2 separate regions of the Homo sapiens genome follow, and region 1 is linked to region 2. Evidence: chromatin contacts called from ENCODE Hi-C data. All regions are on one chromosome and are shown on one strand. The core of a region is the stretch at or near the end of the contact, and the rest is flanking DNA. Distances in the headings are between cores, read along the strand shown.

The links. A loop is a pair of places that touch in the nucleus more often than their neighbours do. Pooled maps may share reads with other maps.
Region 1: a pooled map shows a loop between it and region 2 (8-fold over the local background). The contact joins the promoter of LINC02550 here to the enhancer-like site in region 2. A Hi-C loop is called at or near these places in 5 of 37 single-sample maps with no recorded cell type and 2 of 50 pooled maps.

What each region holds. Positions count from the first base shown.
Region 1 is chr11:111,095,235-111,100,384 of GRCh38, forward strand. LINC02550 (long intergenic non-protein coding RNA 2550) reads right to left here and starts at 2,084. Exons shown (of 2, transcript NR_149131.1): 1 at 1,996-2,084. LOC102723966 (a long non-coding RNA gene) reads left to right here and starts at 1,921. Exons shown (of 3, transcript XR_428993.4): 1 at 1,921-2,127; 2 at 3,001-3,082.
Region 2 is chr11:110,856,152-110,860,938 of GRCh38, forward strand. No RefSeq gene overlaps it. Among named protein-coding and RNA genes, the nearest start is that of ARHGAP20, 150 kb to the left of the region's middle. Within about 2 kb of position 2,445, at least 5 of the 41 ENCODE cell types and tissues checked have a DNase peak (open chromatin) inside an H3K27ac peak, as active enhancers do.

The DNA.
Region 1 (5,150 bases), core at 834-3,333, 240 kb after region 2:
TTTTGCCACTTGATTCTGCTTTTTTAATTCAATCAACAATATTCTTCTATATCTTTTTGAAAATATAAATTAGTAGTGAATGCTTGACTTATTAAGGCCATGAATTTCATTGCATGTGGTATAGCTTATTCACTTGGCAGTCTTTCTTAAAATTATTATTATTATGGTAACAACACTTAACATGAGATGTACTATCTTAACCAATCTTTAAGTGTATAAATACAATACTGTTGACCCTAGGTACAATGCTGATCAGCAGATCTCCAGAACTTACTCATCTTACATAATTGAAACTGAAACTATATACCTGTTGATTAGTAACTTCCCATTTCCCACTCCCACCACAACCTGGCAATCACCATTCCACTCTCTGATTCTACATGTTTGGCTGTTTTAGATACTTCATATAAGTGGAATCATGCAGTATTTGTTCTTCTATGACTGGCTTATTTTATTTAGCATAACATCTTCAAGGTTCATCCATGTGGCGTATTTCAGGATTTGGGTTTTTTTTTTAAGGCTGAATAATATTAGCTTTTTTTTTTTAAGGCTGGACAATAATTTTAAAAGATGTATGTCTATCCATACCTTTTTTGTAGTGTTTCCTGTGGGCTCATATTTCCCTGGTTGGTAATATGAAATGGGAGACACAGCCAAACTCTCATCCCTGGTTATCGTGCCTCTCCTAATATGCTTAAACAAGAAGGGGGCATGCCCCAAAGTGGAAGACCCTGGCTCTACAGCCTGACTCTGCCCATCATTATGTGCACAGCTCCTGCTCCCTGTCCCCAGTGTGAGGTTCCTCTGTTGATTTTAATTTACTAGCCCTCTAATGGGAAGTGGGGTGGAGTGATAAAATACCCAATACCACCACCAATTTGCTGTCTAACGGTTCCTCACCACAGTGAGCACCAGCATGGCCCTGAGGTTGCTGTGGATCCTGGCTGCACTGGGATAGAACTGATGGGGATTTGGGTTTGTTGTTGTTGTTGTTGTTTGTTTGCTTGTTTTTTGAGACGGAGTCTCGCTCTATCACCCAGGCTGGAGTGCAATGGCACGATCTCGGCTCACTGCAGCCTCCACCTTCTGGGTTCAAGCGATTCTCCTGCCTCAGCCTCCGGAGTAGCTGGGATTACAGGCATGCCACCATGCCCAGCTAATTTTTGTATTTTTAGTAGAGACAGGGTTTCGCCACGTTGGCCAGGCTGGTCTTGAACTCCTGACCTCAGGTGATCTGCCCACCCTGGCCTCCCATAGTGCTGGGATTACAGGTGTGAGCCCCCAGGCCCAGCCGGGATTTTTGGTTTTAATGTTTGTTTTTGTTTGGCTTTCTAGAAAAAATCCACTGGTGGAGGGACAAGCATAGGTCCTCAAATAATAGACTGGAAATGGAAAGAAAACCTAGCTCTATAACTCCTCCACTTTATCCTCAGATCCTGGTGCCTCTCCTACCACAGCTACTGTTTTCTCCCATATAAGGATACAGGCACTTTCTCTCTCCCCAGAGCCATCCCAATTTTTAATGTTAAATGCTCAAATCTATACACTTTCTTGTCCCTTCTATGGCATTTCTGCAATTGAGTTTGGGAGAAAGAATTAGAAGTAAACGTTTTTATATCTTTTTTTTTTTTTTTTTTTTTTTTACTTTAAGTGATTTCCTACAAAACGTATGCCATGTTTCCTGAATATGAACTTGGTTCCAAATTTTCTGAGTATTTTTAATTGCATCTGATATGACTTTTGTCTTTAAAAGCTCACATTTTTTTACTTCCATGTCTTTCCTGATGTTTGGCAAATTGCTATTTAACATTTTCTGTTATCTTAAAGTTTATTGTGTTTCAAAAGAGATGTCTAAACGTTGCAGAACTTTCTCCTTAGTTCAGCTAAAACCGGGCTCTTGTCACATGACCAGGAAAGATTAGGCTCGCGGACACACACAGAAGGGTGAGGAAAACGGAATTTACTGGGGGAAAAGGAAAAAGAAAAAACTCTCACCAAAGCAAGAGTCCTGCTAGCAGGTTTCCCGCCTCACAGATTGAAGCCCAGGTCGCCACACAGGAACAGGCTCCTCCCCGCTGCAAATGGCGTGAACTTCTGGAGGCCCCACCCCGTTCTCCCAGTGCAAAGGTGGGCGTTATTCAGAAAGAAACAGTCCGGAAGGGGCGGGCTTCATCCGGGACCAGAAGTCCGGTTTTTCAGCCTTCAGGCTGTTTTAGGCTTGAAGGCAGGGTTTCGCTGGGGACCCTTGGCTGCCTCCTGCCTCTGTCATAAGCATAAACCATAGATTTGGAGGAATGCATGATGAGTCAGAAAAGCCTTCCCATTCTGGGATCTAGTTGAGATTCTCTGTTGGGCTAGGAAGAGAGGGTCTGAGAGAAACAAAATTCCTGTAGAACTTGTGGGTCCCTTGCAAAAAGAAGCTTGGTGAAGAAATGCTAAACTCTCAAACAGAACTGATGAATATAAGAGGGGAACTCAGATCCCTGGGAGACACAGACTTCGGAGGTGAAAGTCTGGGTGTTGTGTCAGCAAAGACTGGCCCATAGCTGCCTCACAGAGTGTCCCTCGCTCTGGTGGAGTCTGAGAGCCACTGAGAAATCCTGGGCAGCCAAGATTGCCATGGAAATTGTCAGGGTCCTAGGTGGTCCCACAGAGTGCCTGGTGGCCTGGTGGCTTGACATGGACTGAGAGTTGCAGGTTCAATTCTTTGGAACCAGAAGGGTCGTAGAAGAAATGAGGAAATTCTAGGAACCTAAAAAACTGTTTTCAGTTAGAAACATGTGACAATTAGCAACCATAATAGACTAATTACAGACAATGGAATGTGAATGAGGATTACTCACAAATGTTGGTCTCTATAAAAGACAAGCCTTGGTACAGCATCACACTCCCATCCCCCGATTCTGGGGAGAAAGACAGGGCATCCCAAATCAACTGAAACTAAGCACTACAGTTTCAGTGGTATGAAGACTCACAATATAATTTTTTTTTCTGTTCTAGAAACTCACATTTCTTCTATCTCATTACCTGTGGTCAGAAATTACCTCATGTGGCTTCAACAGGGCATTCTGTACTAACCATGGTAAGCAATCTGCTCAGTCCCCAAAGCATAGGTTCATGTCTGCCACAAATAGAAAGCCCTTCCTTACACCTCACACAACTTCATCTTCTAATGCCTGAGTGTTGCAAGGGAGCTGGTAGCAGTCTCCCCTTCACTTGAATCCTAATGTAACCATGATTGAACAATCTGGACCATGTGAAAACTCTGCATTTATTTCTGTATAATCACCCATGTAACTATACTGGTCTTCTATATTATACCAAAATGAGAAGAACAAGTCTTGTTAAAAGATATAATTCAGTACAGAATCTAAAACCACCACAGAGTGATGCCTGTCAGTTTGACAAAGCATTTAAGCCCTTACTGGGTTTAATGGCAGGCAATGGCAAATCTCTTAAGGTTTGTAGCAGTGGCTGTCAAGGTGCACATGTTTTTGCATGTAAAGGTCATTTTATTTCTACCTTAACTATTATATAATAATTAACATTTTGTCACTTCCTTTATTTGACATTTTGCATATACTTTACATACATTAATTCATTTAACCTTTACAAAAATCTGTGAGCTAAGGACTATTATCTCCATTGACAACTCAGGAATCTAATGGCAATGAGCTCAAGGCAACAGAGGTATTGATGACCAACCCAGGTCTACAGGCTTCCAAAGCCTATTCTTAACCATTAAGCTATTCTATCATCCCAGTAGGTCTTTTCTCCCCAGTGCAAACTGTCCCAACAAATGTAATTAAAAAGAAAAATATCTGGTCATTTAGGGACACCAGCCATGAAAATGTATTTCTAATTCAGGAAGAGGAGGCGGGGGAGGGCACTCTCTACTAACCATGGTAGGCAATCTGTTCAGTCCCCAAAGCATGAAGTTTGATTTTTCTTTTTATCTGGCGTTTATGTTCAAGGGAATATAAATGTCAGGAATCAAGCATTCCCTCTGGATGGTGGAGTAATAAATAACTTTCATACCATTTTGCACAGATGCTGTGACTAAATTGAGATCAGGAAAGATATAGACAACTATAGCAGCAAACTGATGATGAATCTATTTTTAAAAGCAACTGTTAAATTAGAAAGATTTTTCAAAAAAAAAAGCTCAGAAGGAAATAATTTGGGCACAATTCTAAGAAATTCAAAGGAGATTCAAAGCTAGAATGAATGAACAATCCACTCAGCCCAAAAAGGGCTGAGGTAATCATTTCCCAGTTCTAAATATAATTTTGAATATTTTTGAGGCATGAGGCAAAGGAAAGTTTTATACCTTGGAAGCCTTAAAGTATTAATGGGAATAATAGTAAATATTTCTGAAATAATAAAAACCTTGTGCTCTAAATAAAATATAAAGGGGAGTATCATGTCTGTCTTTTGGGAAACATATCTAAAACCAACATATAAATATTCATCATAAGTTAACTCGATTTAATTCCTTTAGCAAAAATTTTGAACCACTCCAGCTCAGTGATAAAATTCTTGGATATTTTTCCTAAGGACTAACACAAAAATGTCAATAACAACAAATATTCAATGAAGCATTATTTTGTAATAGCAATATATTAGAAATAAAACCAGAAAAGGAAACTAATAATATAAAGGAAACAATTATTTATCAGGTATAATCTGGGTACTTTACTGATGTTATTGTACTTAATAGTAATAATCTAGATATACTTTTCCTAATGAGCAAATAAGTGCAAAGTAGTTAGATTACCAGTCAAAGATTAAACGGTTGGTTAATAAAGGAACAAAGTATAATCTAAACAACATCTAATAAATGGATGGTTAATTATATACACCAATTTAGTATTTTTTCACAAAGTCATTAAAACTAATAGTTCTGAAGACTGTAGAACAGAATGAACAATGCTTAAGATGTAATATTTAGTTGAATATGTACACACACATATACACACACGTAAATGTCTCTGTGCTATAATTAAATATGTAAAATTATATTTACAAATAGACAATGCATAGAACATGAAGACAGATGATATTTGTTATAGTAGTGGCATTATAAATGGCTTTCCTTAATTTTAAAATTCATTATTCAAGAAATACTTATTGAGAGCCTACATCAATGA
Region 2 (4,787 bases), core at 1,195-3,694:
TTTATAAACATTGTTAATTTTATCCTATACTTTCTGACTGGCACAGGACAGATATTAAAAATATTATACTTTATAATCTGAAATCTGCAAAACCTACATTTTAATGCCAATAAACCTGAGACTCACACTAGGAAGACATCTGCCTAAGTTCACACAGCTCGTAGGTGATAGAGCTGGGATTTACTTTCTGATGTGTTTGCTTTTAAAGCCAGGACTCTTTCAACTACACCATAATTTTCTAAAATGGTTTTCTTCGAACCTCACATGAGGAGATAGCAATAAGCATGTCTATAAAAGACTGTGCTATGGTTAAGTTACCTTTGAAAACTTGATACTACATTTTTCTCTTAAAAATTTACAATGCACATAAGCATACTAAAGGCTCTGAGAAGTCCTGCAAAAAAAGAAACCTGTTTCATTCTGTGCAATCGAGCAGTTTCCAAACTTTCTTGAGCACAGGGCACTTTTTCCTTAGCACATCCGTCAACACCCAGAGGAGAACAGTGTGTGGAACATAAGTGTAGGAGACACTGTACTCAGCTAGGCTGTTCCCCAACCATCCTTGAATGCCCCTAGGGCCAGCCCTTTCTTCTTCACTTAGTTTCTAAGTACCTTTTAAAGGGGACATATATAATCCTATTTTCTCTCCCTCCAGTAATTCCTTATTCATCACTCCAGGCATCTCTCTTAGTAATGCTTTAAACTGACTGCCTAAAAGAGATCATTTCTTCTCCCTTTCTGCATATTTTGAAACAAGTAACAAAATAAGGCATGGATTAATATAAGCTTAGCTGGTTTATTCAGATCCTCAGAGAGTCAAACACCATATTTCCATCTGAAAACTTCTACTTAGTGCAGCAGAACTCTCTGCTTGAGCACACATTTTCATGAGACCCCACATGGTGACAAAGCCAAATGAATTGGTCAATTCCTTTAGAAAGTATTTGGTATCATGTACATATGGTCTACATCTAAAATGATGTCACTCTTGGGTAAATGGCCCCATGAATGTGAATTAGTAATTCCCAAGATTGTGAATAATAACTTTTTTATGAAAGACTATTGTCCACTAAATACCTAGCACTTAAAACTAAAAAACTTGTTTACAATCAATCTAAATATTTGAAGATATCTTAAGTTCTAACCGGAATGCTCACTTTCCTTCCAAATGCCTAGCACTGTACAGATGTAGCCAAGAATTTTGAATCATTGACTAATTCCTTCCTTTCATTTCTTTAACTTCTCCAGTTTATATTGTACTAATCTGGGTGCTTTATATTATGTAGACAATCTTATTGTTAGTTGGCTCCATGCCAAAGACATTTAGTTATAAATGTTAATTATCTTTTTTGGTAGATGAGTAAAATGGAAACTAGGTAAAACCAAGAAAGAATAGCCATCCGTGCTCCTCCTGAAAGAATTTTGAAGTTAAAATCCACTAAAGCATGCAAAGTTCTGTTTTTACTCCTTGATCTTTTCACTCTTAGCCACATACATCTAAAGTTATATTTCTCAAGGGACCCTAAAACAAGATTCAAAAGTGAAAATGTGGAACCATGGTTTGGAGTATGCAGCATAGAAAAATCACCTGAAACTAAACTAAAATGAGCAATTTAAAAACATAAAGGGGCGAAATGACCTGACAAAGAAAGATATCAAATAATTCTGAGCCAGAGTCCCAGGTAAAAATGTCGAAAACTTGCAGCTAAGAATAAAATTAGGAATTAGAGAAAATGTTGCTCTATTGGGCTGGATTTCCTCCAGGTCAACAATCACTGAGTCATTAAGAAAACTGAGAGTCCAAGAGTTCCTGATTCCCTGTGACAGGCCTCCATTCCCCAGATGAAGTTAGTGTGCTGGCTTAGCCACCTCTGCAGGGTGTGGACACCAGCATGAAGAGCAGAAGTCAAGTCTCGCTTTATCTGGCTGTGTTCCTGGTCAGTTTGCATTCTCAACCTCAGAGTGAGGGGGTATGATTTAAATGTGAATGTTTCTTAAAGTTCAGTTAATCCAGAGTGCTTGCAAAAGACCAAATGCTGCAGACCAATGATGGTTTTTTTTATACCAAGAACAAAATTAAATGTTGTCTATCAGCTGGACTAGGGAAAACATGATCCAAGCCACATAATATGCTAGTAGCATAACTACATGCTATGATAATCACCATGATCATCTCACCATCAGGGTTGTAATGATTCCAGAGTAATGATGAGGTTGGATCGTGCTAGCCATACCCTTTCAGCTGACCAGGCTGATCATCCTTGTGATTAAGGACATTGTTGAGTTTGCTTTCATCAGATAGACCCACATTTGCCCTCTCTTTGGAGACAGCGGCATCTGTGAGTACAATTTTTCTTTTATATGGGAGTTCTGCTGACTTTTCGATGAGCAACTTGCCGAAGTCTGCTGTCATAGAATCCCAGAGCCAGCAAGGTCCCTGGGGAGTCATGGAGGCTGCATGTCCATGCTGCACACAAACAGGGTCAGGACGGTCACATCTGGCCATTGTAGCTCATTTATACAGCTGGGATCCAGAAACATCAGTTTCGCTGTGCATGCTGTGCTAACACCCCACAGAGCCCTGGCCTCAAGGAGATGTGAAGAGCTCCATCCACAGCACTGGGTCCTACACACCCAGGTTACTCATGGGTAACCCGGTGGCACGGCATGTTATGATTTGAGAAGAACCAGAATTTGTGTTCTCAGAATTTCCCCATCTGCTGGCACCATGCCTGAATTTCCAACTATTAGATTCACTCCTGTGGGTTAAGAGGATGATTTCTGCTTTTTTTTTTCTCCTTTAGCACAAAAAACCCATTTAACATCAAACCACTTTACAAATCTTCCACATGATAGTTATAATTTTAGTTTCTGATGACTCAAAAAGAAGTAAACAACTACTAAAAATTTTTGTTGTGCTTTTATATGGATTTATATCTAATAAATTATAATAACATCTTCATATGTTAGAAAAATAGTCACCCATGTATTTATGAGCTATATTATTTACTAAGTCTAGAAACAGTGCTTGGTAAACACATGGCTTCATGGATCTCTAGTTCTGCATTCTTTCTCCCCACTCTCCCACCACACGCACCCCATGCTTTATCACCAAGATTTATGATCCACCGATTGGGGCCACTAAGTTAAGCAGCATTTTATAAGCTTGTGTTCTCTGGGACACTGTTCCACAGGGTACAAAATAAGTGTTCAAAAAAAAGTTTGGAAACAGCTGGGTTATTCAAAGTCAAATAGTTCTCTTTCTTGCAGGACTTCTCAGAGCCTCTAATTGCTGACACGCATTTTACATCACTAAGAAGTTATGGATTTCAGCATTCACTAAACCTCTTGAACCATGGAGGCCTTTCCTAGGCATACCTATTGACATATCTGGCGACAACATGCCAAAGAGCAATGCTTTAGGAAACACTGTCTCCAGAAGATTTCTGTTGAATATAAACATACAACCTGGGTATTTATGGCCTCCAATAAAAGAAGTTGTTGAATTGCCAAGAGGAAGGTCTTAAACGAATAGCTTCTTGGGTGTCTCTCCTCTAAGGAGCCTGACACACATAAACAGTACAGCTTATTGTCTCAAGTGACATTTATGGTGATAATTATTATCTCATTAATTGTTCCCCCTCCCTCATTAAAGACAAAACAAAACAAAACCCAGAGGCTAAGAGAGTAAACGGCTTAGAGTCAGTTAGAAAATCAGGCCACACAATGAATGGAAGCATTTTGGTACCACTAAGATAAATGTTCTCTAGATGTTATATAAGAAGACAGCTGTAAATGACGAGTTAATGGGTGCAGCACACCAACATGGCACATGTATACATATGTAACAAACCTGCACGTTGTGCACATGTACCCTAGAACTTAAAGCATAATAATAAAAATAAATAAATAAATAAAAAGAAGACAGCATGTAAAATTCCTGTCTAGACTGGATTCAGGTTTTGCTTGTTTGTTCTGTACCTCATTCAAGGTACATTGCAGTGACAGAGTGGAGACGCCTTTGCCGGCCTTTGCTCCTTTATAGCAAATGCGTCATGGGCAGATGTGGGCTGGCTAGAGACTGCCTTCTGATGACTTCACCAAGTGTCTCCAAGCCTGAACTCCCTCCGATTGTCCACATTCTTTCACCTCAGACATATGCTCAGTTCCCAATTTCACTTGTTAGAGCTTCACCCTCTTTACACTCGAGATTTGGATTCCTGTTGAAATTCTGACCTCCTTGGAGCAGATAGAAATTTAAATTCATATTCTTTAACAATCTTAGCATGACACCAAAAACAGGACATTAGAGGAATATGTAGCAAAGCAAGGAGCATTCGGGTACTGGAGCCACCTAATAGGGTGTCTGTCTCTTCATAGAGACCCAAGGAACCTTCAGGGGGTCTTGTTTTGTCCAAGTTGAGTGGCAAGCTTAAACAGCCAAGTCAGTGAAGGTAAAACAAAGGGCAGACCATCTGTGCTTGCAGACACAGCTAAACTAATGTGAGGGAGAAAATACGGGCAATTACTTAGACATTTTGGAGCCTCAAGCAATTCTTCCTCAATCAAGTGAATATATCAGGTTGTAGAGATTTTTGGACTTGAGGTTACTAGGAGAATTGCTTCAATTTGTCATTCTTTGTTCATGTGTAGACGGTGCTAATGATAACATGTTTGCCACTCACTTATCTCAGTGGAGACATAATTTTGTTTTATAGACTTTTCACACGACATCATGTTGATCAGTTAATAATTTATCAAGAACCTCTAGCCAAATATTAAAACAA